Regions from separate parts of the Homo sapiens genome. Here regions 2 and 3 are each linked to region 1. The links are chromatin loops, found by intact Hi-C in ENCODE. Cell type or tissue: heart left ventricle. All regions are shown on one strand. Each heading gives the region's core, and the rest is flanking DNA. Links, peaks and the distances in the headings are about the cores only.

What was found. Hi-C counts contacts between places; a loop is a spot of excess contacts. Peaks named below come from ENCODE experiments on the same cell type or tissue, not always from the same donor. Only the 100,000 strongest peaks of a DNase experiment are listed, where the experiment ranks them.
Region 2: a loop joins it to region 1, with 2.8 times the contacts of the local background. A loop is called at or near these places in 7 of 110 quality-filtered maps.
Region 3: a loop joins it to region 1, with 2.7 times the contacts of the local background. A loop is called at or near these places in 4 of 110 quality-filtered maps.

What each region holds. Positions count from the first base shown.
Region 1 is chr10:49,513,588-49,523,594 of GRCh38, forward strand. The region is part of intron 5 of ERCC6 (ERCC excision repair 6, chromatin remodeling factor); the gene reads right to left. It overlaps PGBD3 (piggyBac transposable element derived 3), which reads right to left. Exons shown (of 2, transcript NM_170753.3): 2 at 1,518-3,534. The coding sequence starts at 3,527. The coding sequence ends at 1,746. Among named protein-coding and RNA genes, the nearest start is that of PGBD3, 5.7 kb to the right of the region's middle. In heart left ventricle, for the core only: a CTCF peak has its summit at 5,607 (motif pointing left); no DNase peak of the experiment used is centred there.
Region 2 is chr10:49,170,891-49,180,897 of GRCh38, forward strand. The region is part of intron 1 of TMEM273 (transmembrane protein 273); the gene reads right to left. Among named protein-coding and RNA genes, the nearest start is that of TMEM273, 12 kb to the right of the region's middle. RefSeq lists enhancers at 1-411, 3,986-4,487, 4,488-4,987, 6,473-6,812, 9,389-9,468. In heart left ventricle, for the core only: no CTCF peak of the experiment used is centred there; DNase peaks (open chromatin) are centred at 5,801 and 6,691; H3K27ac peaks cover 2,077 bases.
Region 3 is chr10:49,305,925-49,315,931 of GRCh38, forward strand. The region is part of intron 1 of C10orf71 (chromosome 10 open reading frame 71); the gene reads left to right. Among named protein-coding and RNA genes, the nearest start is that of C10orf71, 12 kb to the left of the region's middle. RefSeq lists a silencer at 2,184-2,233. In heart left ventricle, for the core only: no CTCF peak of the experiment used is centred there; a DNase peak (open chromatin) is centred at 5,461; H3K27ac peaks cover 985 bases.

The DNA of each region.
Region 1 (10,007 bases), core at 1,019-9,018:
ATAATCATGGTGGAAGGTGAAGGGCACCTTCTTCACAAGGCGGCAGGAGGAAGTGAGTGCAAGCACAGGAAAAACTTCCACTTTTAAAACCATAAGCTCTCATGAAAACTAACTATCGTGAGAACAGCATGGGGGAAACCGCCCCCATAATCCAATCACTTCCCATCAGGTTCCTCCCTTGACATATGGGGACTACAATTCAAGATGAGATTTGGGTGGGGACAGAAAGCCAAACCATATCAATACTATTGTTATTCTCTCTCTCTCTCTTTTTTTTTTAACAATTAAAGCAGACAGGGAGAAAGAAAGGAAGCTGTCCAAGATTACCAATGAGTTAAGGGAAAAGATTCAAACCCAGATAATCAAGTTCCAGAGTCTATATTCCTATCTGTTACATAATACTGTCTTCAAAAAAGTATTTTCCAAACTCCCTAGTACCACCCCTTTTCTCACAGTGCCAGCGAAGGGTCCTCTAACTGCCACAGAACGAAAGCAATTGCACAAGAACAAACCAAATTCTAAAACTTCAATCCAAATGTTGTCTTAAAAAAACATCAGGACTAAGGTTTAAAGAAGGGAAAGATTGCCTTCATTTTTGTACAATAACATGATTCCTTCCCCACCTTAATAGTGTGCAAAGTAAGTCAAAACTCACTCTTCACTACACCCCTGCAAACTTTTCCAAGTAACAGTAAAATCAGTTTAGCAGTTCTTTGAACTATACATAATATAGGCTGAACAATCATGTAATACACATTTTATACTAGACAAATCAATGTACACAACTGCCCATACCAACACACAAAAGGGACAAAATACACATATTAATGGGAATTATCAAATATTAGTTGCCTGAGATCATATTAATAAAATAAACATGCCCTCTCCAAAACTTCAAGGAGGTCACCTACCGTGGTGCTCAAAATTCAAAACAGACCTTACTGCTCTATTGTAATATTTTTATGTTGCAAGGATCATTGTACACAGAGCAGTTTAAATCTACACCGTCTGTAAGGAAAAAGCTGTGTATCATACAGTTAAATCATTCTTAATACAGAGTGACATTTCAACCTCAAGATCATTCTCTACCTATTGCAATATCCATTTAAGAAATTCAACAACAGAGGCACAATGAGTACAATTTGATTTTTAAAAATATATTCAGGCACCAAGCTGGGTATTTAATATAGTTTGCATTCTGTAGTATGATAGGTTTTCTATTTCAGACAGCTAAGAATGCCTTACAGATTAGTCTAATTTGCTAAATTGAGATACTTGGTGTTTTACTTTTCTTATCTTCCTTTTTATGGTCTATCTGGGTAAACTTAATTGGCAAATCTGAGCAGATGAAATACCCTCAGTTAGGAGTGCAGATCTCATGGAGTAAATTAAGACTGATATAGACAATTATGCCCAGAGCCAAGAATGAAAGGTGTGTGCAGAGCAGGAAGCAGAATTAGTCTTCATTTGTGTCTCAGCTTTGTTATTTAAAAGAAGGCAATGTGCTCTCTAAGAAAACATCTTTAACCCATTTATGTCTGAGGTTACAATTTTTTGAATTTTTGCATGAAATTCATATATGTTACCTAGAAAAATTCAAGGAACAAAAATTTGAAGAGAAAAAAAAATTTATTATGTTCCATTGTTATGTGACGTTCCAAAATTGGAACACTAGGCAAAACCACTGCTACACTGTACATAATGTATAAAACTATGTTTCTTATCTCAGGAGGTGGTGACACCTGCTATTCAGTGTGATATTCAACGGAACACTTCACATGTAAGGCAACATCACATTTTTCACATCGAAAAGTTGTGTTCTTATGACATTCAGCGCATCGCGTTTGCTTTCCCTGTTTGACTATCACATGATTTATGCCATCATAACGTGAGTCAATGTTACGCTTCTGAGGTCTTCCTTTTTGGCCAGGTTCTGGAGGATGACCATGGGTCTCCAGATAATGGCATACCACACGTCGACGAAACTCCAGAAAATCCACTGGTTTCTCATCATATGTTTTATGCAATTGCCAAGCATTTTGTAAGACCAGTTCGAAACAGAACAAAAGAGGGCTTGAATACCATTTCTTTCCACGGATTGATGCCCGATACTTATCAATGTTTTCATCAGCTCTGTCTACGCCTCCCATGAACTGGTTATACACTTTGATCATGTTTGGCTGCTGAACTTGTATCTTCTTTTTCAGTTTCTGGGAGTAACGACTGACAAGACACAGGGGATGGATACCAGCACCAGATGAGGCAACAGTGACAACACTGTTATCATTCCATCTGCAGACAATATTGCCTTTGCCATCAATTCGATAATCAAATGTGCCTCTTTCTTTTTTCTTTAAAGCTACATCTGATTCCAGTGGAACTCTGTCAATGTGATCCTTTCTCACTGTACCTGTTGCCTGATGTCCCATTGAACTGAGCTTATCAAGAAGTGCAATACTGGTGAAAAAGTTATTGAATACAAAATGGTATTGTCCAGGGTGTGCCTCTGTAAGTGCCTCACTAAACTGAAGGACAAGTGACGCACCGACACCATATTCCTCATGTTTAGTATTTGGGTTTTTACCCTGATACGGCTGAAACCAGCAAATGTAGCCCAGACAGGTGGCACCACACCAAAACTTATAGCCAAACCGAATGGGCTTTCCCCGAATAAATTGTTTGCACCCGTGACGACCAAAATAAGGAACCATGAATTCATCAAAGCTGAAATATGTTTCATTTGGAACAAATTTCATGCATCTCTCATTAAGTTTGCTTATGAGAGGTCGCAATTTGGAAAATTTGTCCACTGGATCCAAATTTGCATTGTCAGCAACATGCAAATTAGAAAATATAGTTTCAAACCGGTCACGTCTCATGGCAGCACTAACCAGTACATTATGCACATCTGTTCTTTGTTCCCAAAACATACGCCTTCTAGGAACTGAGACATAACCACTCAGAAAAATAATTCCCAGAAAACATTTGAATTCAGAGCTAGTCAAGCCAAGATGTACACCTTTACTGCAAGCATATAAGTTGGAGTACTTGACAATGAGTTCAATGACCTCGTCATCAAGAAAAAGTTCAAGAATTTCTGTGGGAGTTCTCATTACGGTGAAGAAATCGTTTGGTGGTGCTGTAACTCTACCTGCTACGGGTTGTACAGTTAGGTCGGCTTTTTTCCATTTGCAAAGAATTTTTGTCATTTTCCTCCTCCTTGATGGTGGAGGTTGCTGCACAGTAAACGTAGATGGAACTTCATCAGGAGAGTCATCTTTAGGTGCGTATGAGGGATCATCTGAGTCAGACTCAGCATCAGAGCCATCTTGAATAAGATACGCAGCTGTGTGCAACAAAGAACCTGGCAGATTATTTATTGTTCCACCTTCTTCATCTCCTGATTCCTCATCAGAAACAGGTGCTGTAGCATTTTCAGGTGGTTGTATCACTATAGCACTTGCTTCTATGCTGTCATCTGTCTCTAAAAGGTCAGTTATTTCATGTAAACTTAGTGTTCGAGGCATCTTGGGACTAAAACGGAAAAAAGGTATTATTAGTCCTAGTGGTAGTGGTTTTGCCTAGTGTTCCAAAAATGGAACATGAAAAATGTCAAACCCATAACTAATGCAATAATAATACTTTCTGTATTTTCTTTTTACCGCACAATAGCATAACTAGTAGAGAAGTTATTTCTTAAAAATTACTAGTATAGGATGTAGTGCAGTAAAGTTATATGTACCTGTCTTTGGATACTCAAAAATGTTTCTGAAAACTCACATCACTTTTTGACAAGCTCCCAGCATGCCAGTATCTGTAGCAGTAACTAACTCTGTGCACCAAGTGATAACATGTACCCTCAGGAGGCAGACATGTGTGAAAAATCAGACCTTGGCAATGACCTTGAGCAGTAGGGCATGAATAACTCCCACATGCTTAGCGTTCCAATAATGGAACACTAGGCATAAATAGGTTTTAAAAGTGTAACTTTTTCTTTCAACTTATAGATTCCTAAAAGAAAATGAACACAGTCTTCTTTCTTTTTTTTTTTTCTCTCAGGCTCCAGTGATCCACCCACCTCAGCCTCCTGGGTAGCTGGGACTACAGGCGCACATCACCACACCCAGCTAACTTTTTCTATTTTTGGGGTTTCACCATGTTGCCCAGGCTGGTCTCGAACTCTTGAGCTCAAGCAATCCTCCTGCCTTGGCCTCCTAAAGTGCTGGGATTACAGGTATGAGCCATTGTGCCCGGCCAGGCTTATTTCTTGAGAAAAATGAACTCTCAGAGATGTTAAGAACATTCTTAAAATAATTGTATTTAGGTTTCTGGATAAAATCTCAAACTTTTACTAAATTCAGATTTTGGGAGAGTTTTGTTTTTTCTCTTTAATTTGGGCTTTAAAAAAAAGGCACAATCAAATCAACCTCCACATTGTGAGTTGGCCTTTGCCGAAGCACAGCCTAAAATTGCTAAATCCTCATCGGGTGCAAACCAGGATCCAACTGAAGGACAGACAGGACAATCCCAGTGCAAACAGGTGCTAGACAGAAGGGAGAAGTTCCCAGAAGACAATAAAATGGAGACAGGCTGTGAGGTTGGTGGTTCTCAGGGCACTGCCTTTAGAAGCATTTCAGGATAGGAATGGGACATTGGGTTGGAGTTGGCCCCCATCAAGTGGAGGGAGAAACCAGGCACTGAAACAATGCTTGTCCGAGTCTGCTGCAGCAAACCAAGCTGCGAGATCACTCTCATGTGTCCCACACCACCTTCAGACCCCTTCTCCTTCTCCAAGCCCTTCCACTGACTGCTGCCTTGAGCAAATGACTTCATCTCTCTGGGCTCAAAGTCCTATCTCCTGGGTGGCTGTAAGGATTAAACGAATTAACCTATATAACAAGAAGAACCACAAGAACCACTAAGTCGTACGCATTCAAACATGTCAGCCATCATTGTTCTTGTGCACCACTCCCGCCCCTGCCCCCACCTCCACTTGATGCCACCTTTGCTCAGGCCCTAAAGGCTGCAACGTTCCAAATCCACAAGACTCTCTTCATAACAGTCATTCTACTTGGCTTGACCCCTAGCATCTGAAATGCTGACAGCTCCCTCCTCAGAACAGTGGATGTGCACAACCCAACCCTCCCAAGCCAGGGTTCAATGGGGCCCTGGCCACAGAGGCCCAGTGCTCAGGGGAAGGACAATGAAGAGTATTATCTTCGCAGGAGATTATGTCTCACAGACTATTAGAAGACATTCTGTAAGACTTACACAATGAATGGAATCTTTATCACCCCTTTACATCTCAGAGTTACTCATGTAAAAAAGGTAAAAAATAGGGCACAAGAAAAACCTTTAGGATCAAAAATTTATTAAAAACCAATTATATCAACAGGCATCAAGTCTACAGATTCAGGTTACACCAGACCATGAAGTAAATTCTGTCCCCATCCACACCATACTTGCCAGGTCTTCTAGACTCCTGAGCCATCTCCCTATATCCTCATCCAAATTCCCAGATTACAGGCTTAGGTTTTTGGTTTGGTTTTCAGTCCAATGGAGGTGGGGGCAGCTATGTGTTGATTTTTGGCACCACCCTGTGGTCATACCTAAATATTGCACCTTCTACTCAATCCCACAAAGGGAAGGAAACATGTATGTAGAGGGCCCAGCCGACTTCAAATCTCAGCTCTACTTCACAGTAAAACTGTGGGCAAGCCAATTAACTGGAGGGGCCGTGATTATAACCATGTAAAGATGTGTATTCACAGAACCAAAGACTGGAATGACATGTAGAAAATAAAAACATAAAAGAGGTCATTTTTTCATCTTAATATTGTTGTCATACTTTTACAATAAAAATAGGGACTCATCAGAAGTGCTGAAAGGTGGCGAGGGAGCCTTCAAACCATGCAGAGGAACCAACTCAAATCCACTTCAGGCTATGCATTTAGCAGCTTAGCCCAATGCACCAGGTCATCTGAGGAGACTCAGGCACCGCCTACTGAAGAGTCCGTTTCTGAACTCCCCACTATGTTTCCCTGATCGGGGTGGGCATGGGTCGGGGATTTATCCCAGAGGCAATTATTTGCTGAGTGTGGGCCATAGTAAAGAAAAAAGCATTACATTCTCAAGCCTCAACATCCTTACCAACAATGCTTCCCAACTGCCTCAAAGCTCTCCTAAATGAGAACATAGTTCTTTCTGAGCAAGGTCCTGTGGACCATGAAGAATGTCACCAAGCTCCCCTCAGAGTCAGCGGGAGCTCAGCCAAAGCACAAGTGCAGTGCCCAGCTCCTCCCACTCTGCACCTGCTGCCTCAGACTCCCCACGCTGAGCCCAGGCCCCTACCCTCTGAAGGTGTTTCCCATGTGATTCTGACACACACACCCCACAAGAACCAGATGATCTATGACATACAGCATTTAGCTAAGGCTCCCTGCCAGGCCCTCCCCTGTGTACATACAACTGTGCAGGGCACATAAAAGAGGATTTTTGAGAAACTGATATACAAACTGCATCAGCCAAAAGCTGCAGCCCCAAAAAAGAGAAATACATAAGACTGACTTATTTCCATCCCTAGCTCCCAAACCTGACAGTGATCAGAGCCATCTGGGAACATTTTTTAAAAGTCCTGCCCGGTGACCCCACGCTACACTTCCTAAGTCAGCGTCTCCAGTGTTAGGGGCTCCCAGTGACACTGCATAATCAGTCTGTGGGTGGGGAAGCTTTGCTCTCGTCTGTGCTCGTTGCCCTCACTGTAGTCTGCGAGGGCAGCAACTTAAATAGTAACTGCCGATACATGAAAATAGAGTAAGAACTTGGGGGAATGAGTTTAAGTCAAATGATAAACACTAACCCTAGTCCTGCCAGCAAGAAGAGACAAAAACATATCTGGAAATGCATTTTCTCACTCAGGATGCAACCCATCTATGCCCTGCAGCCTGACCAAGCAGTGCTGACCACTGCTGGACAAAGAGGCAGGAGTCAGTGACATCTGTTTTATTATGTCAAGGCTGGCAAATACCTAGCATGAATGTTGCTAGTTCCCCACTGTGCCTATGATAGACATCACTAAGGAACTGCACACTCTTCCCAATCCACCCAAACAGGGCCTCGGAGCCCCCTGAATAGACTACCACTCCCCAGAAATCAGAGCTGGCTGGAAAGTGAAGCCCACCTGCCCTCCCTGTCCTCAGCCTCTCTGCACATTGTGGCATCACACCAACCTCCAAGGCAATCCAAATGAGAACCCTGAGGAAATAATGTGCCTCCAAAGCAAAGCAAATTCCTTCCCTTCTCAATGATGCACCTGGAGTTTAGGGGCAAATGCGTAACATTGTTAATTTGGATAAGGGTCATATTAATATATCTGAGCCACCCAACAAGACAAGGCCCTGCACTGGATGAACTTCCCCAACAGTCTCTCCCAAATGCCTCAGTCTGAATTCATTATTCCCTTCACACTTGGTTAGGTCCTATTTGTGCCCAAGTCTATTAACAGACTGCAAATTTTTTGCCAGAAACCCTTGAAGCCAGTCCAAGGATGCAGACATGCATTGTTGACATGAAAGCAAAGATAAAGCTATGGAGGCTTACCTCGAATATGGCAACTGGGAAGTGAATCAATAACATGGAGGTAACAAGGACTGGGGACAAGCGACCTGATCTTTATCACCCTGAAGGGGAAAGGTTCACATGAAATGTTTGGTCTTCTGGGCCACACAGGGCTGTCTTGGCTGCACAGCCTGTACTAGGTAAGCAGCATGTAGGTGCTCACCGGGAACCCACATCACTCAAACACTGAAGGTGTGTTAGTCCTAATCTTTATTTGGCACCCGGAGCTCCCAGGCCCACAATGTGCAAAGCAGTAGTATATTTTAAGAAAGCACTAGACCTCACAACCAACAGCCATAAGCAAATGGAAACCGTGGTAGCACAAAGTAAAATGAAAAAATAATGTATGTTTTACAAGACCTGTATACCACTGACCATAGAACCGACAGAACATTTACTTCTAAGCAGTGGCTCATCCATCCTGTATGACATGAAAGGGTATGAAAACCAGGGAACCCACTGAGGAGTCAGCCTCCAGATACAGTTCAGTGCAGAGGAGGAGGCAGGAGAAACACATGAGAAGGGGGAATACACGGTTTGAAAAATGGTTAAAACTTCAAAGACTGAGCTGAGGGCTTGAGCCAAATGAAGGAAAGCAGGATCCAAAGGGCGACTGCCCAGTTCCATTAAAAAAGCTATGGAAAGGGCTTGACGGAAAATTCCTAGTAAGTATCAGCTAAAACAAAGGCACCTAGTTAGGGTGAACCTAGTGCCAGTGAAAGGCCGATGGCTCTCAAGCTGAGAGAATAAAGAGGATGAGATATCCAGAAGTCACCCACTCTCACTTCCTAGAGTTGAAAAGAGCATTATAATTAACAGGCTATACCCTCAGTAAAAGGTGTTAAGTTCAGCAAAGGGTGCCTACCCTGGGAACTACTCCTAAATTCTAACCACTAAAAAAAAACTAATTTTCTATGTTGTAAACTCTATGACTTTATTCTAATCATCCATCGTCAAACCACTGCTAAGACAAGCAACCCTAAAGGTCTTTCTGTTTCTCAAGGGAATAGCATTACCATTTCAATTAGTCTACAAAGATCAGCAATGAGTAACAAAATATAGAGAGACTGGCAGTTCTAATATGCTTCTCAATCCTGAGCATTTTATTTTCTTTCATCCCCCAAACCAAACAGCACCAAAGGAGATGTAATAACAAATATTTCAATGTGGATATCTGCAGTTTAACAGCCTTAATAACTGTAGCTATAAAATGTTAAGAGCTATCGTATTTTGGTGGCAATTAAGAGTTATTGATATTTCTGAAATTCATTTGAGATTTCACTGTAGCTTTAGCAAAATATTGGCTCTGGAAATAATAAATTGTTTTACAATCTTAACATTATTAAGAAAAACTTATTGCCATCAAATTAACTAAACCCACATTTAAAATTCAATCAAAATAAATTGCTCTTGATCAAAATACTGATATATTTTAAACATATTTAATATTGACCCAATTTAATTGGAAAAATATATATTGCTCCATTTATAATCAATATGTTGAGATTAACACTTTTATTAATTCCTTGCAGTAGTTAAGAAAAAGTCTGACACCGCTCACTGTTCAAGAGTACTGGGCAACATTCCTCAAACAACTTCACAGGTAATAAACGTGCACAGAAACGAAAGCTGTGCTGAGGGATGACAAATATAAGCCAGCCCTCATCTGTGCATTACTACATAAGGTGCTACTAGAATGTGAGTGCCGCAACTCTAAAGAACAGGATTTAAGTCACAGGTCCTCAAATTACTGTTTAAAAGAATTGACACATCTATTTCGGAAAGGTTATGGAATGTCTGTAGTGTCTGGACGGGGGTTAATGAGCAGTTCTAAGTAACAAGAAAAAACACCAGGTCAACCTTCACTCACAAAGGCCAATAAATACAACAAACTAGGTCTCTTCACCTTGAGAAATAAGAAAAAACTGTTGAGGATTGGGAAAAAGCCATCCCACTATCAAGTATTTTAAAAGTAATAAGGTTCCTTTTTCCCTTTGACTTCCTTAGAGCTAAGTGAGCTCTAAGTCAAGGAGACTTGAAATGCGCGGCAGTAGCACAGTGTTCAGTGGGCCACCATGGGGAGGCCTGCAATACAGATTATTTTTCCTGGCTCTCAGAAAACGTGTGGCAATATGCAATTCAGACTTCATGTTTCACATGTTCACCTTCCCTTTTATGGTGCTTGCTTTATACAATGACAATGTCATGGAGCTAAAAGCCAAAGTCAGTCTCTAACATAAAAAACAACAGTGAAAAGAAAGGTATGCTGTGCATACAAAGTACACTTTTTGCATGATGGTGGCTTATAATTATGCAGATGACTATTTTCTCAAGACAAAGGAAGGATTTACAAAAGCAAGCTTATTCTTTCTATGCCAAAGCTTAAGTTT
Region 2 (10,007 bases), core at 1,259-9,258, 340 kb before region 1:
CCTGCAAGCCTCCAGCACTGGCTGATGTCCCCTGGCTCTGCAAAGTAGCTGGAGGATGGCTGGCCCTAGCAGGCCTGCTTGGACATCACAGCCAGAGGTCTCTGGAGTGCCTCGGCTGCATTTAGATCTGTGGGAGACCCCAGGAGGAAGCCCACGAGGACCAGCAGGAACTGCACTGCATTTTCTCTGTGGGAATTCTCCGAGATCTCATGCAAGAAGGAGGAGGGAGCTTGGCACCCACAGGAGAGTCCTAGGGGACTGAGGTAAGGCTGTGTGAAACAGGCACCCTTCTAACCTGTAGATTTGCTGAGGCCATAATAGGCACAGTTCTGGCCAAATCTGGCTTCACCCCATCTGACTGCTACCACCGACTGCATAAGTCTGGCTGACCACCTCCCTTGAACTGTTCACACTGGGCAGGGTCAGAGAGCCAGAATACAGGCCCTTGCTGCTGCCTAGAGCAGAGAGCAGAGGGCAGAGGGCTACCTCCAGAGGACTTGCTGAGATGCGGGGGCTTTCCACAGCCTCCACCTGTGTAGCTTCCATGTGTGGTCAGATCAGCCTCTGACCATAGAAGCTTTTCCTAATTTGCACAAGGGCACTCGATGGGCTCTAGATTCTAGAGTTTCTGCTTTCTCCCTGATGCCCCATTTGGACCTGGTACTCTGTGCCTCCCTGACAAAATAGTGGGCTCCAGCCCCCTCACAGCTGCCATTCCCACCTCAGGCCTGCAGCACACAGATTGCTCTGTAAGTGGCTCTCCCAACAGCAAGAAGCCCTCTGCAAGAGTGGATGTCCCTCTGTCTTATGGTCCCCCAGAAACATGGGAGGGCAGCCACCCCAGCTCCTGGGGAGGAAGATGGCAGGGCTGCTCTACACAAGCTGAGATGAGTTATTTTGGAGAGAGCTGAAGGCACGGCCTAGCTTTGCCCCATCTCACTTGGAATCTGACCTGCTGAGAGCCCATCCCCGGCATCCAGGCCTCTTTGAGCTGTCCACCTGTTGGGTCCACCCTTGATGGGGGACTGGCACTCTTTGCCACCCTTATTTGGGCAGAATCAGGCTGTGGGATTCCCAGTTGTGGGCCAGTAGGCGTGCGTGCACTCAGATGTCGTTCTATAAGTATTTGAACTAAAAATAGGGAGAGGCTGCCCTAAGTGTTTGTCAATGATGCCCGGCCATAGTCTTCTTGGGACTTAAATGTTGCAGAATGGCTCCTAACTTTAGAGCTCATGAATTCCAACATTCTCAGCTAGAGGAAGTGGCTTTGAATGTCTAGGACAGGCTTCCTTATTCTCCTAACAGGGCTCACACATGTAAATAAAGAGCCTATAGGGTGTTCCAGGGGGCCCCAGTGCCTAGGAGAAATCAAAGAGCAACCAGAGACCCAAGTGCCCCATGAAGGAGCTCACAGAGTGACCAGGGAGACAAGATTTACACTGAATAAAAGATCAGAGTGTCACAGGCAAAGCTCAGCGCCTTCCCCAAGCCTCAGTCTCACAAGCTGGAGGAAGTGGGAACAGGGTGCAGAGTGGGCACTGGTGCATGGCCTGCCTTCCTCTCCTGACTAGCACCTCAGTTTTCCTCTGAGCAACAAGAGGCCCCACAGCCAGACCCCCAGCCAACCCTACTCACTGGGGAAAGGGTTTGTTCCACCTTCGAGCCTCTCTGTGGGGATCTGAGACTTCACTATGACCTCATGATGGGTAGGAGGGAAGGATATTTGGAACCAGGAGATCTGAGTCCCCATTCTGCCACCCATTGCTCAGCCAGTGGCCTTGGACCAGACACAGCACGGCTCCCAGCTCAATGGCCTCATTGCACACAGAGCATGGCTGGGCAAGTTCCCAAATTGAGTGTGTGCACAGAGTGAGGTGCAAGTGGCAGCTGCCCTTCTACAAGCAAGCACACCACCACCTGAGACGGGCATCTGCCAATTTCTAGGGGTGATGGGCAAAGTGGGGGAGCCAAGCACACCAGGAGGCACTCCACGTGACTCCCACAGGGCTGGCTCCTGGGGAATGTGTGAACCCTGCCTGACCAATTAGCACATTTATTCTTCCTGTCAACTGTGATTGGTCAACAGGTGGGGCAGAAGATCCAATTCAGACCAGTGACACCTAACTCAGAGCCTCAGGGGAAACTGAGAAGCAAGAATGTCTTCCAGAGCTGAGAGCTATGGGGCCAAGGGAGGCCTGCGTTTGCCCACTGCAGGGAGCCTGCAGACTGAAGTCCCTGCTGAAGAAGGTTGAGCCCAGACCAAGTCCTAAAGATGCTTTGAAGCTTCTGAATCCAGCTGTGCCCGAAGCACTTCTCCCTGGACTTTTGAGTCACCTCAGTAAGGAAATAGCTTCTTTTTCTTACTCTTATCTGAGCTCGGTAACTGTCATCTGCAAACAAAGGAGTCCTAATGACTTCGGTAGTGGGTCCTGAGAGGGCGTCACTGGAGACTGGGAGATAGGAGCAGAGAAGGCTGGCTGTGAAGGAGGAGCTATACCACACAGCCCCACACAAGCTGGACTGGGATGTGCAAGCCATGCAACACACACGGCTCCTGGCCTCTGCACAGGCTGCTGCTCTCTTTGCCGCAATGCTTTTCCCTCGTCCCTGTGGAAAGTGCTTATTTATCCTTCAAAGCCACTCCTCTGAAAGTCCCCCTTGCTCTCGTCAGTCCAGGATCACTCCTTCCATGTGTCACACCTCTCCCCCGCACTGTTGGCCCCAGTCTGCAGCTTGCTCTATGGCATGAAGGCCACAAACAACCCAGAGGAAGCTGTTTCTCCCAAGAGCGAGATGATGCATGAGAGCCCTCGGAAGCTGGACTCTTCTCCTGGGGGATGCCGAGAAAGGTGGATGGGAGAAGTCTGAACTGAGTGTTAAACCAGAAATGGCTTGAAGAGATAAGATCTAGTGTAAGTACTGAGTGGTACGGAGCTCAGGATCCAAGTACAGTTCAGCCACAGAGAGACAAGGGGGGGCGATAGCGTTTCCCCTGTGGCTCTGAGACCATGTACACTGTAGTGGCTCCATCTTCCAGCCCACTGTGAGCCTTGGAGGCCCAGCTGGCACACACTTTTCTGAGCCAAGAGGCTCAGAAAAGAAATCAGATGTGTAGAGTCAAGGGAGACAGCCCAGCTATGCTTCACACAGCAGATTGATCCTGGGCTTCCCTTTTTTCATCTGAAAATGGGGATGCAGGACGCTGACATATAAAAGACTCACCAGAGACAACCCTGCCTTTCTGCCCATTTATCCTGTGCTACCCTGCAATGTTAGTGGACCCTGGGGTCAGAGTGAAACACAAGTTATACTTCTTAAATTTAGCTGGCTTGGGTGATATGGGTGCTGGCGGGCCCTGCCCCTGCCCCTGCCTCAGGGCTCACAAATGGGTCTGCTTCTCAGGCACTCCACGGGGCTGTTTGAAAGTGGAAATGAAGTGCACCTACCCCAAGTGCAATAGCACCTGTTCAGCCCTCTCTCTAGCAGAATGCAGGGGCATAGGTCATGGGCCTTGGCTACACAGTCCTCCTACTTCCAGCATCGCTCGGCTCTTGCCGGAGTCTAGACACTTCTAGACCATGACTTGCAGAAATCTCAGAGTCCCCATCTCAAACCCCGGAACCACCTGAGATTTCTCTTCCTCAATCACCCTCCAGTCTTATCAGAGCATGACTCTAAACAGGACGTCTGCAGACCCCTCCCATGCCGCTTGTGGTCCTTGCTTTCTGTGCAAGGAACTAGGCTGGGGCAGAACCCAAACCTACCTGGCAAAGCTGTACAAAAGGAACACACGGGAAAAAGGTGTGCAAAGCAGTGGTGGGGGGTGGTATGAGGGGGACTCTGGGAGCTTTTAGACAACTCCTTGATTTCCATGGACCGCCCCCCATCCACGGAAAGACAATATGCGTGGTGTCAGAGCAGACCACTTGCTTGGCAACTCCAGCTCAGGACCCCTGCGACCCTGACGCTAAGGCTTCTGGAAGACAGGCAGTGATTAAGGAATTCCACATACGGCAGTCCCTGCTAATGCGTGAAAGTACAGTGATTAGCCAGCCAGGTGGGCCAAGGCGGGCACCTAACCCAGCCTGGGAGTGTCACAGAAGCTCCCCCGGAGAGATCATTATTTAAATTAAAAACAAAAGGACCAGTTGGAGCTAATAAAGTCTCGGTGAGGTGGCAGCAGGGACTGGAATGGAATGTGCCCAGACAGGGAATGTGACCAGGCAGAGGACAAGGTACAAGCAAAAGCCAGGCGATTCAAGGAGGTACAGAGGGCTTGAGGGCTAAAGAAGGAAGCTGAGCAGGGTCAGAGCAGCTGGGGATACTGGCATAAGATGTGGCCGGCACTGTGGACAGATAAGGTTTTCAGAAAAGCAGAGGGGAGAGTCCTGTGGCCACCCTGCTCCCAGAGGTGGGAGTGCTTGGCCACTCATATCTTGCCTGCTACAATGCCTCTGTGCCTTTTCTCCTCGCCGCACGCCACCCTGGGCAGGAACGAGAAGCAGGAGGCCACGGAGGGCCATGCAGAGGCCACCCCAGGCTGAGATGCACCAGGGAGCTTGCCTCTAGCTTCCAGAAATAGCATCATAATTAAGAGGGAAACAATAACAGCGGGTGACCAGGAGGTATCAAAACTGGTGCCCACTTTGTTTTTCTTGAGCACTCTTTGCTAATTAATTCTTAAAGATTCACACAGTGGGATTAAAACACTCAGCTCACAGAAGCCAAACTGATCAATACCTTTTCAGGCTAATGGAGGGGTGGAGGCGGAGAGCTGGCCTGGGCCTGAACCAGGGCTAGGAGCTCCTCCAAGGGGGCAGGGCCCCCCCCACCTGGTGTCCCAGGTCCATTCTGACCAGGAGTGGTGACACATGTGAGCACTGAGCCACACCTGGGAAGGGGCTGCTGAAGCCTTGAGGAAGACGGGGGTTCTGGAACAAGGAGGAGCCTGAGGCTGTCGTGGTTGGGTGGACAGTGGTATCCAGGGAGGGCCAGATCAGAGGCCCCACAGCCGGACACCCAGCCGACCCTACTCACTGGAGAAAGGACTTGCCCCACCTTTGAGCCTCTCTGTGGGGATCTGAAACCTCACCATGACTCCCATGGTGGGTGGGAGGGAAGGGTATTTGAAACCAAGAGATCTGAGTCCCCATTCTGCCACCCATTGTCAGCCTGTGGCCTTGGACCAGACACAACATGGCTCCCAGCTCAGTGGCCCCATTGCACACAGAGCATGGCTGGACAAGTCCCCGGAAGGAGTGTGTGCACAGAGTGAGGTGCAGGCAGCAGCTGCCCTTCCACAAGCAAACACGCCACCACCTGAGATGGGTGTCTGCCACTATCCTAGGGGCCATGAGTGAAATGGGGAGCCAAGCACACCGGGAGGCACTCTGGGAAGGTGCTCAGGTCAGAAAAGAGGTGGCGCTCCCCAGCAAGGGCACAAGCCTCTGCTGTTTCGAGAAATGGCCAAACCAAGGCCTCCCATAGCCTGTACAATCCCAGTGAAGAGGGGCCTGGCCACTTGATGTTGGTGCTTCAGACCAGGACAGGCCTGTTTGCAGGAGCAACTCTCAGGGCATGCCTTGCAGAGAGAGCAGGGGAGGCTGGAAGCCGTGCGGAATAACTAATTAATGATGGTAAAGTATTGTGGAAGAGGAAAGCGTTGCATAACCGCTAAGTGGTGGGGTTATTATTATTCATGCAATATTCATACTGTGCTCTTCAGCCTCTGGGAAGCATTGCTCTGGAGTCCTGAGGGACCTGACCGAGGGGAGTGCGCATCCAGGGAGCGGGGCTGTGGGATGACAGCTGTCCTGGACCATGGGAAAGGGGTCATGATGCTGCAGAGGAAACGGCAGCACACAGCCTGCACCGGAGCCCCTTACTAAACCCATCAGCCTCCACTTACCGGGACAGATCATTCGTAAACCCTGCGAGGCACCAGCATCCGTGCTAGGCATCTCCACTCTAGTTAGCTTTTTAAGACAATTCCTGACATTTGCAGAGCCTACAGCATGCCACATGTCTAAATATTTAAGTTATAGATCAAGCCCCACGCATGGTCCAGCCGAAGTCCCCCTGACCCCATGGCCCTGCAGTCCATTCTTCAGGGGCCCCTTCCAGAGGGGGAGGTGCAGCCCTGCTGCCTGCCGCCAGGGGAGGCAGGGTCAGATGGGTAGAGCAGAAGGAAGCCAGGCCTGGCCTGGGCCACCTTGAACCACAGACCCTCCAGGACCAAGGATGGCTCCTGAGCCATCAGACTCACCAGCGAGTTCCCTTACCCAAGCCCTGGCTTTTCTCCTAGAGTTCTGGGCAATGCTCAGTCCCCAGAGGAAACCACCAGGTGGAGGGATCAGGTGCAGTTATCTGGGAATCTGGTCTTTTGGAAATTGAAATAAAAGCATTTCCTCCCTCCCTCTCTAGTTCCCAGGGCAGCCACAGGCTGTGGTTTCCCTGATTCGGGTCCTCACTTTCAGCTGCACTAAGCCATTGCACACAAACCTCCCTCTCTGTTTGCCTGAGTGCTGACCCGGTTCCTGAACTCTCAAAACAAGATAAAAAAGAAAAAAATTCTTCGCATTTGCATTTGTGTGTGTACGTGGGGTCCTGGAGCCAGTGTCAGGACAAGGGCCTCTCTTGGGGACAGTGGCCTCTTTTCATGGGAAAGCCCCAGGAAGTGACGTGACCTCTTCAGGCTCCATGCCTGAGCCTGAGTCACTGGCTCCGAGGAAGAGTCTCACAGCAGCATGGAGGGTGAACAGTCATTACAAACTGACCAAAGTATCTTAATGTGTCACATGTGACTCAACAATCAGGGCTCATCTGCGGTTTGGGAGGGTCTCTTTTCTTTAGGACTCTAGGGTTAGCTCAGGGAGCTCTGGCTGGGTCTGCTCAGCCCTCCTTGCCACACAGCCCTGGCCTTGCCTGTCCAACACTGTCTGCCAGTGGGGCTAAGCATGGGCTGGCCAGGAGCTGGGATGGACACCAGTTTACTCAGCCACACACCTTGAGCTCAGGCCACACACTGCTTGCCTCAGGGAAGTAGCTGTGAGAGATGGGTGCCCTGGGGCCTCAGAAGCCAACATGACCCTGCTGGTGTGGCCTGGGACAAATCCAGCCAGCCTCCCCTCTCCTGGACTATCCATTTGCCTTCTCCTAGTAAGTCTCCCTGCCTCCAACCCATCTGGGGCACTGCAGCCAGGCACTCTTCCTGTAAGGCTGTTTAAAATCCTACAGAATAAGGCCCAATGTCCTCCCAGGGCTCATCAAGCCCTCCTCTTTTGCTGGCCCATGTCACCTCTCATTCTCCCCTCTTGCACAACCCCTGTAGTCCATGCTGCCCTTGCCCGGGGCCTCAGCAGAGGCTGTCCTCTCTTCTTAGGATGGCACGCCACCTGTCCCATTCTTGCAGACTGGCTCCAGAGGCTGATGTTCCACTTCGGGCAATAATTGACTCAAACAAGTGCTAATTACTGAGCAGGTTCTAGAGCAATGGCCCAGCAAGACCAGATCTCTCCCCTGACGGTGGTGACAGTACAGAGGGGAGTGGGAGTATCTCTATGACCCTGGAGGGGAACAGCATCATCCCATGCAAAACAGATGACATGTGAGGAGGCTGGACAGTAACCTGATGGATGTTCCCTGAGACCAGGGAGCAGGAACAACAGGGGATGGCTCGTGACAGGTCTAGGAGGCCAGTGACATAGTAAACACTTTAGTACTTGCTGGCAGCAATAGGAAGCTGCTGAAGGATTTCACCTAGGCAGAGATGTACGCAATTAGCATTCAATAAGACTCCTCCTCCAGGAAGCCTTCCTGGATACTCTAGTTTGGTTCAAGAGCTTCTCCTTTTTCTTCTGTGAGTCCTTCGTCTCAGTATTTAACACACTGCATTGCAACTGTCCCCTGTAGACTGTCAGCTCCTCAGGTTGGAGCCTGACTTACTTATTTTCATGTGCCAGTAGACCTTGGTGAAAATCAATATTTGCTTAATCAAAGAGAAAGCTCTGGGTGTCTGTGTGTCCCAGTCCTCCAAGACAGCCTGTGGGTCCAGCTCCAGGTCCTTCACCTCTTGCCCTGAATAGTGACTTCTCGATAACATGGCCAAAGAGTTTGCAAAGGTGTGAACAGGGCTTGGCTGCAGCTGGGGTCCAGGCAGGAGTTCCCCAACTGACCATCTGCTTCACTCAGACAAGCAGGGGAGAGTGAGCCCAGTCCATCTCACTAAGAACCATTATCCAGTTATTTCATGGAATCAAATTTAATAAAGGGAGCAGTTCAAGCAATTGTGGTAGATAAATGAGGGTCTAGATGTGACAACAATGCTTATAGTGACTTTAAAGAGGAAGTGGAGATAGTTTAATTTGGGAGCTAGTGAAAAGGTCTGCTGAGTATGTGTTGGCCTGTGGGGCTCGGCTTTATAGCCGCCCAGCTGTGGCCCTCATCAGGGATTGAGGATCAGAGACTCCCCAGCAGGCATTCTGCCTTCATCCCCACTCCTTCTTTCACCCCATGGGGAAGACTCCCTTCAGGGGCCTCTAGAATCAGGACTGTGTGTCTGAGGGAGGTTTGCCAGCCCAGGGTCCCTCCCCAAAGAGCATTACTCCAAATCACCCATCCTCCAGAACTCTTTTCAAACTTACTTTTCTGGAAAGATGAAATAGGTTTACTTTTCCCTATTCCTCTCACTAAGCATAGCTAAAATCCCTAAATATTATATTAAAAAAACAAATATAAAAAGACCCCCAAAAATGGAGAGAAGAAGGCAGACTGGCTAGGCACCTTCAGAACTCAGGAATAACAGGGCAGTGAATTTCTGGGTTTTCTTTTTGCCTCAGATGTCCCAGATGGGAATTGGAGAAGCTGGCAACCCTGTAATGCCAATGGGCACAAACACAGAAGCCCCAAGAAAAGCCAGCTCCCACGAGCCAAAGACTGGGAAAGGTGCAGCCTAGGAAGACAAGACTTTTAGGTGATAACCACTCCACAACGGTCAAACAGCACAGAAAAAACTGTGCCCTCACCCCAAGCCCCACCCTCATCAACAGAGGCCGAGTGGAGACCTGGGCTTCCACGCTCACTGCTCAGTTATAAGGAGCCCCCACTCCCCAACGAGGGTGGTGTCAGAGGGTCACATGGGGAAGAGAGGGCTTCATGCCCAATGAATGAAAAAGTCCCCGCCCCCAGGGGTATCAGTGGAGACCCTGTGGGATCCTGCTCTTTCACCTGCTCCTGGCAGTGACAAGGTGCCTCTCACCCTTCCTGCTAGGAAAGAGTCAGGACGTCCTACACTGCCCAGCCACCACGAGGCTACCCCCACCCCACAGTGTCAGCAAGGGACACATGAAGAGCAGTGATGAGCCTGGGTACTCCCAGCAGGGTGCTGTCTGCAAGTGCTAAAGGGGAAGCCCACCCAAGCCCGAGGCTGACGTTCCACTTCTGGCAATAATTGACTCAAACAAGTGCTAATTACTGAGCAGGTTCTAGAGCTATGTCCTAGAACCTAGCCTGCACCCCACCCCACAGTAACACAGAGCCCTTCTCCCATCAGGTGTCAGTGGTGGCCAGAGAGGATGTCAGGCTCCACCCCCCTAGCAATTATGAGGAAATGCCCCTTTTCTCTCGACAGAATGATATCTGAGGAGGCCTGTTAAAATTGAAGACGTCAATAAGATTCAGAGTTTCATAACATCAAATCCAAAATGTTCAGGTTTCAGTGGAAAATTATTTGTCATAGCAAGAACCAGGACAATCTCTATTTGAATGAAAAAAAAAATCAACAGATGCCATCACCTCGATGATACAGAGTTAGAGTCATCTGACAGAGGTGTCAAAGTAGCCATAAAACTGCTTCCATGAACAATTGTGAAAACTTCCTCAACTTCACAAAGAATATCTGCAAAAGCACCTACAGCTATAACCAAACTTCATGGTGAGAAACAAAATACTTTTCTACTAAGATCAGGAACAAAGCAAGAATATCTACCGTCACCACACCTGTTCAACCT
Region 3 (10,007 bases), core at 730-8,729, 210 kb before region 1:
TTAGGATGGAGCAGTACATATAAGAAGGGTAAGCTTTGCTTTGTCTGGTTTTCCATGATACATATGTCTCCAAGCATGTTCTGTGCCATGATGTAAATGCATTTCTTACTACATGTAGAGGAGAAACCTCTGCTCTGTGGAGACACGGAGAGGAGGATGTGTATGCCATTCACTCGCTCCCTGTCGACCTGGCAGGTGAGGCACGGGGCTGCAATGGTCAGGGCCTTCTGAACCTCCTTCTAGTCCAGGCGTCCTCCCTGCTGTGGTGGGGATCCAGGACCTGGTGGTTTGGCTGACTCCAGCATCGAGAGACTCTCAAGCAGTGCCTGCCACAGGGACCGATTCCATGAAAATTCCTGTGTCCAGCATGGGGAGCAACCTTGGGAGTGGGCAGTCCCAGGGGCGGGCACAGCCGGGCTGATTTTTATTATCCCTTTTTTCCAGGTGTAGCAGTTAAGTGACACCCATGACAACAGCACTTTAGAGCTGGGTCTCCGCTCTTCGCACTGCTGGTACTGCCTATTTGATGACTCTCATGTCAGGTCCTGCCATTTCCAGAATCCAGGGCAAGATGTTCCTAGGAAATGTGGAGGGGAAGAGCAAGTGAATACATGAATGAGTGAAGGCAGGAAGAGCCTGGTGCTGGGCTAGTGCTCCCTCCCTGATTCTCTAACAGCAGTTCTCAGCCAGGGGTGATTTTGGCCAGAGACTTGGGCAGTGCCAGTGATGTGGGGACTTAGAAAGTCTATTGGGAGCACCTGTGCCAGGTGCATGGCATGGGGTCCACTTACTTGCAGATGAGAAAGGCTCTCACATGCCATGTCCCTCAAGCACGGTTGTACTCAGCAACCATGGCTAAAGGGCACAGAGCAGCACGAGGACCTGTGCCCAGATCCCAGGGGGACCCACCATTCACATGGCCCCAGAGCTCCTGAAGGAGCCATGTGTCCCTTCTCCAGCAGCTGGCCTGGCAGTGGGGGTGGCCCTGCAGTTTGGGTTGGGTGCAACAAGGAGGTGCAAGGGTAAGAAGGATGAGCAGCAGAACCATGGCTGCCAGGCTGACCCTGCTTTCTCCCAAAATCTCTGCCTCTCAGGCAACTCCCCTCCTGGGCAGTGGAGCAGGACTGGCACTCACCCAACCCTGGGATAGGAAGACAGGGTGAACAGAGTTGTTTGGGATCACATGCTCTCCCTTCCAGATCTTTCCTGCTCCTACTTTTACCTGTGATGCCAGCATGGCTGCTCCTATAAAGCACCTCTGAGCTCACAAGGAGACGCCAAGGGCACCTCTGAGCTCGCCAGGAGAAGCCAAGGGCACCTCTGAGCTCACGAGGAGAAGCCAAGGGCTCTTTGCTTAGGGAGCATCTGGCTGCTGAGGCTGGGCCCCTTGAGGTCTGCAGAGAACACCTGAGAGAGTGTCGTGGAGCAGCTGGCAGTGCCAGGCCTGAGCTCCTTCCTAGTGGAAGGGACTGTCCAGAGACGGTGTCTGGCTGAGTCCAGCCCATCTGGCCACCAGGAGTTCCAAGGAGTGATCCTCCATAATGCTCCACCTCCAGAAGCGGTCAGAAACTGCGCAAAGAGGTGCTGCTGACAGCTCGCAGGTTAGCCTTTGTGGAGTGAGACTCTACCCAAGTTTAAGCAGTGCGAGCTCCGGAGCCTGCTGGGATGCAGAGGCGCACCAGAGCCCCCTGCACCCTGCAAGGCCCACTGAGCACACCTCGTCCCAACTCTGCCTGGGATATCAGGGAGGCAGCAAGAAATTAGCCAGTGCTACAAATCCAGTGCTTTTTGCCCCAGAGAGCTGGTTATTAAACATCGCTTGGCCTGCCCTGGTCATCAGGGAACAGGAACCAGGAGGGGACAGGTTTGTGGGAGACTGCTTGAACCCAGTCCCATTCTCCTCCTCTCTTCTTTTCTCCTGTGACTTCTCATTTCTCCTGCCATAAGGGTCCCTCCCTGGGTCTGTGATGCCAGGTATTGGTCACCCTCATGTCCTGGGTTAGACCAAGCCCGGCCTTCCCTGTGCCTTGTTCCCTGGCCTCAACTGTAGGCACAGCCCTGGGTCTGAGCAGCACTTGGAAGCTTCTGGGGAATGACCCATCCAGACATGGCAGACTGGCTACCCAGGCCAGAAGTCAGCTTCAGGCTGGGCTGAGCTCACAGAGAAAGCATCACTCCTCCAGTCTCTCCCCAGAGGGCAGCAGCCCCTGCTACCCCCTGCTCACATCCAGTTCTGTGGGTTTGACAAGCCCAGGCAAGCTGGTTTCTTCAACCACAACCCCTGGGGCATCCTGGACTTCTACCTGCTACAAGATTTAGAGGCTCCTGCACATGTAATGTGGTTGTAGAAGATTCAGACTCCCACCAGGCCAACACTGCCATCATGGCACCCAACCACATCATGTTCCTGGGGCTGGCCAAAGCCAAACTTGTTCTCTCCCAGGGCACAGTGGCCTCAGAGTCAGTTTGAGAGCCTTTGGCTTTCCCAGGCTATAACCTGAGTTTGGGTCCAGTCAAGCCAGGCCAGGCTGCAGGCTGACACCCCTCTCCCATGTGCCAAATATCAGGCTAGTGGAGCCAAAATGGCCAGACTGGATGCACAATGACCCTTATGTATATCAAATCTCTGCTTTACACACATAAGAGGCACTGCCCAGTGGAAGCCAATCTAAGGCAATCAGAGGTAATTGTGCTTTTACAAAGCAGTAACTTCCCAGGATCCATCCAGTTACGTGAGGAGAGGGCCCGGGTCAGCCCTGCACATGGCTATATCTCCAGCACCAAAACTGGTGACGTGAAGCAGGTGTTCAATAAGTAGTTGTTGAATGGATCAATACATAAATAAGCTTAAGTCACGCTTACGAGATCTTACGCTTTCTTCTAGGAGTCTAAATGAACTTATAATTTCTGATTTCCAAAAGTAAAAGGGGTTACAAAGACACAGCGAGCCCCACATGGGAGATGCTGAGGAGGCATCAACCTGGGGCCAGAGAGCAGGGCACAGAGGCCGAGGACTGGGTGAGGCCCTGCTCAGCACTCCCAGGCCTTAAGCAAGGGACCAGCGATTGACCTAGCCAGTCACAGCTCAGTTTCATCAGCTGTAAGATGATGAGGGGAGCCTATCATGCCAAGTGTTATCAAGGAATAAGTGAGCACGGGCAGGTGCAGGGGTCGACCTGCTGCTTCACAGACACTCAACACGTGTCTGCTGCCCTCACCTGAAGGACTTCAACTGAGGAAGTAAATTTTGCCATTTCACTGTTGGCTGCTATGGGCTGAATGTGTGTGCTCCAAAATTCACTGAGATTACCCCAGTGGAATGGTATTAGGAGATGGGGCCTATGGGAAGTAATTAGGTCATGAGGGTGGGTCCCCTGTGATAGGATCAGTGCCCTTATAAGAAGAGACACAAAAGGGCTTGCTAATACATGTGCACACTCACTCTCTCTCTCTCTGCTGTATGAGAATACAACAAGCAAGTGTCCATTTACAATCCAGGAAGAGGGCCCTCACCAGAAACCAGATCTGCCAGTGCCTTGATCTTGGACTTTCCAGCCTCCAGAACTGTGAGGAGTAAATGTCGATTTTAAGCCTCCTAGCCTATGATATTTTAGTTCAAGCTAAGACATTCTCCTCATAAAGCATAGACCATAGACAAGGACATTCCCCTCTAAAGCAAGAGGGCTGTTAGAATTGCACAGAGAGGTCGAGAGCTTGGCCCAAAACTGACCAGCAAGGCACCCTGTGGCGTGGGGTGGTGGAGGCTGTGTGTGCTGTGCATCTGTGGATGGAGGACCATCTGTGAGCAGGGCTCCAGGCTGTGCATAGACAGGGAGGAGTTGTCACACTTCACTCCACTGAACTGCTCGTCACACATGCCTGAGTCGATGGCTCAGAAAACCAACCCAGAAAGAAGAGCAAGAGGAATCAATTCCAATTTGTTAGAGCCTTCTGGGTGTGATAAAGCCAACCCCTGCCATCTCCACTGTCTTCCTGTTTCCCCTTCTCTAAGAAGTGAAAGCACCATTCAATTAAGGTAATTAAATTCACCCGAAGATCTTGGGCTCAAAAACCACACTACCGGCAAGTGGTCAAACCCAGCAACAAAGCAAACCCCAGTGGCTTCCTGTGGAAAGATGGGCAGGGATGAGGAGGAAAATGGAACATATCTTCAGCAGCTCAGGGGTGCACCTTGGGCCTGCAGGGGAGCCCCCAGCTCTGCAGAGCCCAGCTGCCTGAGCCTCCCGCAGCACCAGAGCCCTCCCCAAACAGGAAGGACTCATGTTTACAGGCTGAATCAAAAGTTTCACTTCTGTGGATGTCTGGGAGAACTCAGCTGAGAAGATCCTTATTACATGACGTGAAAGTGAAATGAAACCCTCGTTTTCTCCCCCAGAGACACCAATTCTCCCATGAACTCCAGCCCATGAGCCATAAGCGGGGCTGGCAACACCTCCCAGGACACGCCTAAGGAAGCCTGAATCCACAGGCCAGAGGTTCAGGGTTTCCTCCTGGAGAAAGCAGAAGGTGGTAAGGTGGTGAGCCCAGGCTGACTCGTCCCCAGTTCTTCCCTGTCTTTACATGCTGTGTGGCACTGAGCAACATCCTGCACCTCTCTGTGCCTTTGTTTCTCAACCTAGGAGATGGTGACAAGGCCACTCAACCTGCCTCAGAGGAGTCATGAGAATCAAACAAGATCACGGATGCTGAAATGTGTCATGAACTACAGGGTGATGCATACACATGAGCCGTGACTGTCACTGTGTCATCCCAGTATTGACTCACTGCATTGGCTTCCTCTGATTGTGATCCACTTTGAGTGCTAAAAGTTGGTGAGACCCTCAGGTAGCCAGATGATGATGATGATGATGATGATGGTGATGATGATGATGATGAAGAAGAAGAAGAGGAGGAAGTCGTCGTCCAGTGGAATTTGAATTTCAGATAATGAATAATTTTGTTAGTATGAGTGTATCCCACATATTGCGTGGGATACACTTACACTAAAAAAGTATTTATTGTTTATTTGAAATTCACATTTCACTCAGTGTCCTGTATTTTTAATTTGCTCAATCTAGCAGCCCGACCATGCCAGACCACCAACTGTTCCCTCTGTGCAGTGTCCCCAGGACCACCAAGACCCGGCCCCAAGCCCACTCTGTCACTCACCAGCTGTGAGACATGGAATATCTGGGTCCTCCCTCTGAGGGCACTTTGTCTCTCCTCATGGGTGATTGTGGTCCCTGAGTTGGGACCTCCAGCGTCACCCAGTGGGGCTCTGGTCCTATGGACCTGACAAGCTCCTCAGTTATGTGGGGGACACCTGCAATAGGGCTTGGCATGTAGGAGTTGTGAGTCTTCTCCCCTACACTTCCCGTCCTTACAACCTGGGACACATGAGGGTCTGGGATAGATCAGCGGAAGTTGGACTGCATGACCTTCTCAGGCCTGGGTTGGCTGCCAGCCAGGAGCCCCGAGGAAGACAAGGGCAACATGGACCTCTGTCCCTTTGCACACTGCAGTAAACCTCTGTCATTACATCCCAGGGTCCAAGAAGTACACTCAACAACCAGAGCTGAAAACATTTCCCAGTGAGCAGGGTGCACCAGGCACCCTGTAGGTAAAAGATGAACCAAGCCAGGGACCTCACACCAAGGATCTCAAAGTCTAGTGGGAGAGATAGATTCACCGCAGTGCAGGAAGAATAAAGCAATGTAAGTGATAAAAAGGGAAGAAAAGATTCTACGAGGAACAGAACAGAGGAGGAAGTTGTCAGCAGTTGTGGCTGAGGACAGAAGAGACATTCCAGGAAGAGGGACTATTACTTGAGGGATCTAGTCCAGGACACATGGGTCCTGCCCCTCCCTGGCACAGGGCACCACAGGCCTGGAGGAAGGAGGGTGTGGGAGCAGGCAGAGCTCCCCTGCCAAGAGGGACTTGAGGGTCTGCATAGGCATTTGTAAAGGATTAGGAGGGGGAGAGAATTGTATCCGCAAAAAGCAGCACATCCCAGTCAATAATAACAGCATCATGAGGCATGGCATGGAAAAAAAGCATCATGTGAGAAAACATTTTGGAAGAGTTAGAATTTAGCAATGACTGTGCAAAGGGTATTTCGGTGCTTATCTCAAGGAAAAGCTGATTCATGGGGATACATGTTCAGATTGAGTTTGTTTGATGTAGTCTGATTCAAAAAGATGACCCTACAATAAGGAGAAGAAAATACACATCCTTGAGTGTAATTCTCAGGGCTCCAAGGCTACAGGGCACTACCAGTTCACCCATGCACATATTCACAGTGGGCATGGCAGACCCTTCGCTCTTCTCCAGGGGCTCAAATGGAGAGTCCATTTTTAAATTCCTGCCCAGGGATCCTGTTTCCCCTAGTGTGCTCTGGTGTTTTGCAGAACCTTCTCCATCTGATGCAAGTTTGGCCTGGGTCAGTGGAGGAAGTGCTGGAGGTCTGCAGAACATGGCGCTGTTGAGTCCTGCACAATTGCCTGGAGGCAGAGGGCAAAGCCAGCATTTCATCCACTGACCCTATAATTTAGATAACGCATCACTTAATGACCATTCACACTGTGGCTGTAAACAGAGCCCCAGGTAATGTACTCAACAAAAGTTTGCTGGACGCTGGCCCTCCAGAAGGCATCAAAGCCACTCCCCAACTTAGAGCACTGAGAGCAGTGTGAGAGACCAACTGGGAAATGGTGAAGTCACGATGAAGTCTCTTTTCATCTCCCCCTGACAGAAACGCAATCCAGACATACACAGTACATGCCACGCTGCTGAGGGACACCTTCCCTGGAGCCAGCTTGTCAACAGTCTCTAAGAACAATCCCGTCCACCTGCTTCCATCTCTTACCATGGGGGGAATTTTACATATTTGAGGGGTTTTGAATCAAAAAGTAAATAAAATCCACTTGGATTCAAATTCACTAATTTGAAATTTGTGATAATTCTGTGATTATAGGATTATAATTGACTGTCAATAAAATAAGTTCTGCTAAGCCTGTCAAAAGTGTGAGTAATATCATGACAGGTGGAAGGGTTTTCTCATTTATTTAACAGATATTGCTTGCACTGTGCACTATGCTGCATGAAAAAGAAACAGACATGGACCCCGCCACCAATAAACACTCAGGCTAGCAGGAGGGACAAACATTTAACAACAAATCACCCAGTTAAATGCTTAATTATAATTATGGTAAGTGCTGCAAAATGATGGGTATAGCCCATGATAAAGGGATGTAACGGGCAGCCTTGGAATAGCCTGAAGAAGCTGCATCATCAAAGGGACATGTGAACTGGGCTCTGAAGCACATGTTGGAGTTAACCCAGTAATGATGAAAGGATGGAAGTAAAAAAGTCCAGGCAGAGGGAACACCATGAGCAGAGGCCCTGAGGCAGGAAGTAGGGTGGCATGAAGCTGGACAAGGACCAGGTTGGTTGGAAAGCCAAGCATGAGGGGAAAGATGGAGCAAGGTGTGTTTGGAAAGAGAGGATCTGTGTTAAGGAGATTGATCTTCATTCCTTAAAACTGGAAAGCCATCGAGAGATTCTAAGCAAAATGTTGATATGAACAAGTTTGAGTGTTGAAAGCAGCCTCTTGGTGCAGGGCAGGAATGGGCTGCTGCAGTGGCCCAAGGATTTGAGAGAGCAGCTTGGTCCACACAATGACCGTGGAGATGGAGACTGGTGTGTAAGGAAGAGACCTTCAGAGATGAAACTCATGGGAACTAGGAAATGGATGTCAAAGGGAAAGGCACTGGGAGGAGGAGGAGGAGGAAGTCGAAGGTGACGTCAGGTTTCTGAGGTCCCCAGGGAGAAAGCTGGCTTGCAGAAGGCTCATGGACTCTGCTTTAAACATGTGGGTTGGAAGGGCTGTGAGACAGGGGCACCGAGTTGCCTGGTGGGTGGGCGGAGGCGTGGACTGCAGCCAGGCAAATGGCCTGGCCTGGACGCTGCCTCAGTGCGTGGATGTTTGCGGGGACCATGGTGTGGGGACAATCGCCTGCGTGGTGACTGTAGAGTGAGAAGAGAAGAGGCTCCAGGGCTGGGAGCAGAGGAAATCCAGCAGTCAAGGAGAGGAAGAGACTAAACATCCAGACAGGGAGGGGAGAAGGAAAGGTCAAAGTGAAAGAGTATCTTAAGTAGACAATGGCCACGAGTCTAGATTGCAGCCTAGAAGTTCAGTCAGATGAGGAGCAAAAATGCCATCAGAACATCCATCAGGAAGGAGTGGGGGCCAGACATTAAAGGCCGAGTGAAATGGGTAAAGAAATAATGGAGGTAGAGGGGAGATATGAAGCATTTAAGAGAACAGTCTTTGAAGGCCACAGACTTAAATAGGAACTGACCAGGTCATAATTAAATATCGATGTTTATTTCTATGCATTCATGACCAGGTTCCAAGATCTTGTTTAAAACATGGCCCTGCCATGTGCACTGTATCCTCCTTCATGCTGCCTGAAGGGAACACACCTTTTCACTGGCAAAGTGCTCTATGAGCAAGAATTTTCACCAGTTCAGAGTGGCTTCCTTCAAATGGTTCAAAGTGGTAAGCAAGAGAGTTTTTTCACTGGCATCTGGAAAATTCATGCCAGCAGCAATGTCAGTGAGTCCATGAGGCAACTGCCTAGGGGGAAAGCCCAAGCACAGGGTGAGGGGTGCCCTAACCATTCACAAAATAAATGCCATTATGTCGTTCTGCACCTCCGTCTCATCCATGTGTGGCACCAGATGGGTTTCATCCTCATCCCTAAGTCAGATCTCAGTGGAGCTGTGGGCAGGGGAGTGGCCTTATTATTTAGAGATGCAAATGGGCTGATCTGAATTTTTTGGAAGGCCATAAGACCCAAGGCCAGGAGTCTTTCTCAACAAAATTCCTATTATCTTTTCCCTTCTTTTCTGTGCCTCAGTTTGCCCTCCAGGAAAAAAATCAGAATAAAGATAACCCAATTCAGAGCATTACCACAAACAGTGACTGAGCTTCCATTTATTGAGTTCAGTATACAAGACTCCCTTCCTTGGTTCAAGGAACTTCCTTTCTAGTGAGGAGGGAAAGCAGCGATCATCAGTTCCTGAAACATATGGGTCACGATGTATGAAGTGACAACAGAGCTGAGCTATGGAAAAGGTAAACCCAGTATGCTTTGGGAACACGAAGGAGGCCCATCTAAGCCAGCCTGGGGAGTCAGGGATGGGGCCTCGCCGTATGGTGGTAGACACAGAGCACCTCTGTGATTCTCCAAAGAAATAGACACCACCAATTCAAGCAATTATGATTATTAATATTATTAATAAACTACCTTGAACTAGATTAATATCCAGGAGCTACAAGCTGGGAAAGGTCTTATGGAAACCCCAAAGGTTTGCATTTAAAATGTGCAGAGTGGATTTATTTTAATTAGTTCACTATTCATTCTGAGCATTCTGAATATCCTCCTGGGCAGCTTTTTGGTTCTTTTAGCTGTCAGAAGACTCAAGCCTCCTGCCAACAATGAATCTAACACTGTGCTGCCACTTGCTGAGTGGACTTGACTTTCACTGCTCCAGTTCTCTTTGCTGCAAAACCCAGTTCAGTGGGAAAAGGGCCTTGAGTCAGATTTTATTTGCAAAAAAATAATTCACAACTGGGTCAATCATATTAGAAAACTGAAAGGCTTAAAAGAGGTTTCTAAAAATGTCTTGGGCCATGGACAAATTAATGCATATTAGAAGGGATATAAATTGACCTTATGGTCAAATATGCCTATTTTTGGAACTTTGTTGAGCTCAAGTATGGATTGTTTTTCATTTTTGAAGGCCAACTACATCGTTGTATAACTGACATTTAAAGATACTTTGGGTCAGGCATGACGGTTCACCCCTGTAATCCCAGAACTTTGGGAGGCCAAGGCAGGCAGATCACTTGAGGTCAGGAGTTCGAGACCAGCCTGGCCAATATGGTGAAACCCCATTACTACCAAAAATACAAAACTTAGCTGGGCATAGTGGTGCACACC